2 separate regions of the Homo sapiens genome follow, and region 2 is linked to region 1. Evidence: read pairs that join two places in POLR2A ChIA-PET (ENCODE). Cell type or tissue: K562. All regions are shown on one strand. Links, peaks and the distances in the headings refer to the core of each region. The heading gives the core; the rest is flanking DNA.

What was found. ChIA-PET counts read pairs that join two places held together with the same protein. Peaks named below come from ENCODE experiments on the same cell type or tissue, not always from the same donor. Only the 100,000 strongest peaks of a DNase experiment are listed, where the experiment ranks them.
Region 2: POLR2A ChIA-PET joins it to region 1 with 5 read pairs; 3 of 35 experiments call an interaction of 5 or more read pairs at or near these places.

The regions. Positions count from the first base shown.
Region 1 is chr22:17,914,844-17,917,747 of GRCh38, reverse strand. The region is part of intron 1 of MICAL3 (microtubule associated monooxygenase, calponin and LIM domain containing 3); the gene reads left to right. Among named protein-coding and RNA genes, the nearest start is that of MIR648, 65 kb to the left of the region's middle. In K562, for the core only: no CTCF peak of the experiment used is centred there; DNase peaks (open chromatin) are centred at 1,057 and 1,387; H3K4me3 peaks cover 1,160 bases.
Region 2 is chr22:18,155,607-18,158,510 of GRCh38, reverse strand. It overlaps USP18 (ubiquitin specific peptidase 18), which reads right to left. Exons shown (of 11, transcript NM_017414.4): 2 at 691-953. The coding sequence starts at 847. Among named protein-coding and RNA genes, the nearest start is that of USP18, 6.9 kb to the right of the region's middle. RefSeq lists an enhancer at 2,688-2,904. In K562, for the core only: a CTCF peak has its summit at 1,185; a DNase peak (open chromatin) is centred at 1,180; H3K27me3 peaks cover 1,017 bases.

The sequences.
Region 1 (2,904 bases), core at 160-2,659:
GCATGGCTGGCCAGGGCAGCCCCGCCCAGGGAGGCCTTGGTGAGCAGGAGAGAGGCCATGTGGCTGGGCCTAAGGGTGTTGGGGAGGGTGGCAGGATCTGACCTGGGGCTGGGATGTGGCAGTCAACGTGTCTGATGGGTGTTTTAAATGGATGCTCTGGCTGCTTTGTGGAATATTCTGGAGGGTGGGTTTGGAGGAGCAGAAGTAGGGGAGGCTCATGCAATGAGCAAGTGAGAGCTGGTGGTGTCTCAATGAGGATGATAGAGAAGACATGGTGAGAAGTGGTTGGATTTGGCTGTATTTGAAGGTAGAACACAGAATTTTCTGAAGAACGGACCGTGGGATGTGACAGAAATGCAGACGGGGGCAAGGTTTTGGGTTGAGTGTCCGGGTAGCTGGCGGTGTTGTTTACCAAGATGCAGAACACTAGGGAAGGAACAGGCTCTGGCGAGCGGCATCAGAGTGTTGCCTCCAGTGCTTTAAGCTAGAGATGCCTGTCAAACATCCAGGTAGAAAAGTCACACAAGTGATTGGTCGCACAAGTTCAGGAGAGAGGAAATAAATATTAAGGCACCATTGGTTATTGATACTGTGTAGATAAATCTACGGGAGGGAGGATCCTCCAGGGCACAGCTTTCACAGTGGCTTGTGTCTCCGTGGGTCATGAAGTCAATACAGTGGGCACCAGCAATTTTCAAAAAACGAAATAGAATTGAAAACAATATCTCGGTAGTAAGGGCTGTTGTAAAATGTTTCCTTTTATGCCAACTGATAGGGGAATTTTGCCCTATGAAACATTTTTTAAAAATTAAATTTATGTGAAAAGAGAGCTGTGTCCTAGATCACAGTATGAAACTTCTTTTTTTAAACTGCAGATCACAGTTTAAAAGCCACTGATGTAGAAGGAGATGTAGTTTCAAAAGAGATCAGAGACTGAGTTGATTCCGGGGCCATTTCAACGTGCAGAGGCTTGGGATGGGTCTGGGACCAGCAAAGGACGCAGAGAGGGGCTATGAGGTCACAGCAGGACCCAGAGAGTAGTGTCCCCTTGTCCTGGAGGCCGGTGGGGTTGTGGGGGGGCAGACGGTAGTGAGCTGTGACTTGTGCTGCAGACAGGTTGAGGAAAACAAGGTTTGAGAATTGATCATTGGATTGGACAGCATGGAAGTCATTCATGACCTTGATGAGGCATTTCTGTGGAGGGCTGAGGACAAGGTCTACTTGTTGGAGGTTCAAAGATAGTGGGAGAAGAGAAAGTTGTGAACAAAGCATTGACAATTCTTTCAGCGAGTTTTGCTGTCAAGGGGAGCAGAGTAAGTTAGTTGGAGCGGGTGGGGTCAGGACTGGGTGTTGAAAGACGTGTCCTTGCTGAAGACAGTTCAGTGGGGTGAGGGAGGATCACTGCAGGGAAGGGACCAGTGTGGGAGGCAGCATGCTTGAGTAAGAACGGGGACAGGATCAGAAGCACAGGCAGAGGCTGGCTTCAGCGAGACATGCGGCAGATGTCGCTCGCTATCATTGGAGGGAAGGCAGATGATATGGGCATAGACATTGATTACCGATAGAAACTTGCGGAAGAATGCCGAGAAGGTGGAGAAACTGAGAACCATGGCAGAAGAGAAATTGTGTTTTCGTTTTTTGGTTTTTGTTTTTTGTTGCTTTTTGGGTTTTTTTTTTTTTTTTTTTTTTTTTGAGACTGGATCTCGCTCCATCCCCAGGCTGGAATGCAGTGGTGCAACCATGGTTCACTGCAGCCTCGACCTCCTGGGTAGCTGGGACGACAGGTGTGCATCTATGCCTGGCTAATTTTTTAATTTTTTGTAGAGATGAGGGTCTTGCTATATTGCCCAGTCTGGTTTTGAACTCCTTCTGAAGCAATCCTCCTGCTTCAGCCTCCCAAGGGGCTGGGTTTACAGTCATCAGTCGCCACACCCAGCCTATTTTGGTCTTCTACACAGAAATCGAATCCTTGAGAAATGAACATTGATTGCAAGCTGCTCAGCTTGGTGCCGTTGACATGTCATCGATAGGCAGGTGTGGGGTGGCTGGTGGGCCTAGATGACCTTTCAGATGGTGCTGAGCCTTGACTGCAGTGTATTTTGTGGTTCTGTGGCAGTGACGACAGGCAGGCGAGACACCTGAGAAACCCCATATTCTGTTCCAGGTTAGTCTCCTGCCAGCTGTGTTTTGGGCCAGCGTCGGAAAGCCTTAGCTGCAGGCTCTGCCCCTGCAAGAGGGAGGAAGCGACCTGACCCGAGTGCCTTGGTAGGACCTTGCATGTTTCCCACAAGTTCTCCGGTCATCTCGTGAGGTATTTCTCTCCCTTCGGACTGCTGGAGGCTTGGCATTCTCTGAGTCCCTGTGTGCAGTGGCCTGGAGGTTGCCCTGTACGGCCTACCAACCAGCCAGCTTCCTGGGTCTGCCCAAGTGTAGGTGACCGGGTAGCCCTTTAATCAGCAGAACCTTATTGAGCACCTGCTGTGTGCCTGGAACTGAGTACATGGTGCTAAGCAGAGTGTTGGGTTGGTGCAAAAGTCAGTGCGGTTTTTGCTATTAAAAGTAACGGCAAAAGTAACTGCACTGACTTCTGCACCGACGTTATAGATTGGATTCCGGCCCTTGAGGAGAACAGCTTTTTTTTGGGATTCTCCTTTGGTTGTGTTTTCCCACATCCTCAATGAGGCTTTCTCCCCACCCAGAGGCCTTTCATCACCCCTGAGGGCAGGGCTCTTAGATTAGTGGGTCAGGAAGGTGTGGGTCTTTTGGTCTGTACTGTTGACAGTGGGCAGGTTGAGGTCCACCTTCTGTCCTTCCCCAAGCTCCTACAATGGATGGAGTAGTATTAGGTGATTGGAAAATGTTTTGTCATTGACTCCTCATAGGCGTTGCTGATGGCTGGGGTGC
Region 2 (2,904 bases), core at 144-2,643, 240 kb before region 1:
GGGGTCACAGGTGAGCACAGATTTCTACTCCCAGACTATCAGGAGCACATTGCTTCCAGACAGACCCATACAAAGGTAGCAGTAAAGATGGGAACTAATGCTAAGTGCCTCTAGAATCCCAGCACTGGCTTAAAGCAGTTTCCACAGATGACCCCATTTAATCCTCCCAACAACCCTATGTGCTTGGTACTATTATTACCCCCATTTGTTTGTTTGTTTGTTTGAGACAGAGTCTCACTCTGTCACCCAGGCTGGAGTGCAGTGGCGTGATCTCAGCTCACTGCAACCTCTGCCGCCCAGGTTCAAGCAATTCTCCTGCCTCAGCCACCTAAGTAGCTGGGATTACAGGCACCTGCCACTGCGCCCAGCTAATTTTTGTATTTTTAGTAGAGACGGGGTTTCACCATTTTGGCCAGGCTGGTCTTAAACTCCCGACCTCATGATCCACTTGCCACGGCCTCCCAAACTGCTGGGATTACAGGCATGAGCCACCGCGCCCGACCTTGTTTTTGTTTTTTACAGATAGGGTTTCACTATGGCCCAGGCTGTATCCCCATCTAAAAGATGCAGAAACTCAGGCACAGGAAAGCATGAGCCGTCGAATACAAAGCTCTGCGGCTTCAGAGCGGAGGGGGTGAGCCGAACATTTACATGCAGTCAAGAAGAGGAAAACGGGAGGGGTCTAATGACCATGAGGGTAGTCCCAGGCCCTGGGACGCTCTCTGGGCTGCTCTCTCTTCATGTTGCTGTCTTCTTCCTTCTTTTCTTCAAGATCTGCCGGGGACTGCGAGGACTCAGCCAGGATGGACTGACAGATTTGCCTCAGGAGCCCAAACGCCTTGCTCATTCGTGATCACTCCAAAACCCCCAGGCCGCAGCTGCCTGGCCCGCGTTCAGGACAGCACGACTTCACTTCCAGGAAGCGCTTATGTGAGCCAGGCACGATGGAATCTCTGTGAAAATACAATGCGGGTAGGCAAGAATTAGAGAAGGAGGAATGTGTATTCATGTAATCCGTTCTGATGCCAAAGAGCAGGTCTTAGAGGGAGATAAATGTTTGGGGAGACTGACTCATAGAGCTCTAGGCTGGAAATGACAGCTAGGCTACACATCCCCTAACCTGGGTCCCAGGCGTTTCCATTCATCCTCAGAGCCGACTGCCAAATCCTAACCGGGAGCGCCCTCTTGGGAAAGGACAGGGAAGCGCGCATAGGACTTTGCTTTACAACCCAGGACCAGGCCCACTTCAGTAAAAAGCCAGCACTAAGCAAGAACTCTCAGCCCCTGATGCCAGGCTGGCATACAGGGGAAGCCTCTCAACCCGCCCAACACCCAAGGGGACCTGCGGCCCTGGCAGAACAGCCTCGTGTTCTGGCCCGCAACACTGCCGGCCAGCTGCAGCAGTCAGATAAACCTTAGCTGCAGGCAGGCTGTAGCTACCTGTCGGCCTTAGGCACATCCTGGTGCTGGGCTGGTCTCATGGCATGAATTCTGGGGGTGTGACTCAATATTGTCTCAGCCTCAGTGGCCATAGGGGTACCCGTGTACCCTCCCCCAACCCAGCACAGCTGTGTGAAGAGAGACACTGTTTGCTTGGGGGAAGAAGAGGTAAGTGGAGTACTTCGCCTTGGAACCCAGTGTGTCCGGAATTGGTGGGTGCTTGGTCTCACTGACTTCAAGAATGAAGCCGTGGACCCTCGCAGTGAGTGTTACAGTTCTTAAAGGGGGCATGTCCGCAGTTTATTCCTTCTGATGTTCGGATGTGTTCGGAGTTTCTTCCTTCTGGTGGGTTTGTGGTCTCGCTAGCTCAGGAGTGAAGCTGCAGACCTTCGCGGTGAGTGTTACAGCTCCTAATACGGCGCATCTGGAGATGTCCGTTCCTCCCGGTGGGTTCGTGGTGTCGCTGGCTTCAGGAGCGAAGCTGCGGACCTTCACGGTGAGTGTTACAGCTCTTAAGGCAGCGCGTCTGGAGTTGTTAGTCCCTCCTGGTTGGTTTGTGGTCTTGCTGGCTTCAGGAGTGAAGCTACAGACCTTCGCGGTGAGTGTTACAGTTCATAAAGGCAGTGTGGACCCAAAGAGTGAGCAGTAGCAAGACTTACTGCAAAGAATGAAACAACAAAGCTTCCACAGCATGGAAGGAAACCTGACCAGGTTGCCACTGCTGGCTCGGGCAGCCTGCTTTTATTCTCTTATCTGGCCCCACCCACATCCTGCTGATTGGTCCATTTTATAGACAGCCAATTGGTCTGTTTTACAGAGAGCTGATTGGTCCGTTTTGACAGGGTGCTGATGGGTGTGTTTACAATCCCTGAGCTAGACACAAAACGTCTCCACGTCCCCACTAGATTAGCTAGATACAGAGTGTGGACACAAAGGTTCTCCAAGTCCCCACCAGAGTAGCTAGATTCAGAGGGTCGACTGGTGCATTCACAAACCCTGAGCTAGACACAGGGTGCTGATTGGTGTGTTTACAAACCTTGAGCTAGATACAGAGTGCCGATTGGTATATTTACAATCCCTTAGCTAGACATAAAGATTCTCCAAGTCCCCACCAGACTCAGGAGCCCAGCTGGCTTCACCCAGTGGATCCCACACCTGGGCCGCAGGTGGAGCTGCCTGCCAGTCCCGCGCCGTGCGCCCGCACTCCTCAGCCCTTGGGTGGTCGGTGGGACTCGGCGGCGTGGAGCCGGGAGCGGCGCTGGTCGGGGAGGCTTGGTCCGCACAGGAGCCCATGGCTGCGGGGTGGGGAGGCTCAGGCATGGCGGGCTACAGGTCCCGAGCCCTGCCCTGCCAGGAGGCAGCTAAGGCCCGGCGAGAAATCGAGCACAGCAGCTGCTGGCCCAAGTGCTAAGCCCCTTACTGCCTGGGGCTTGCAGGCCGGCCGGCTGGCCGCTCCGAGTGCGG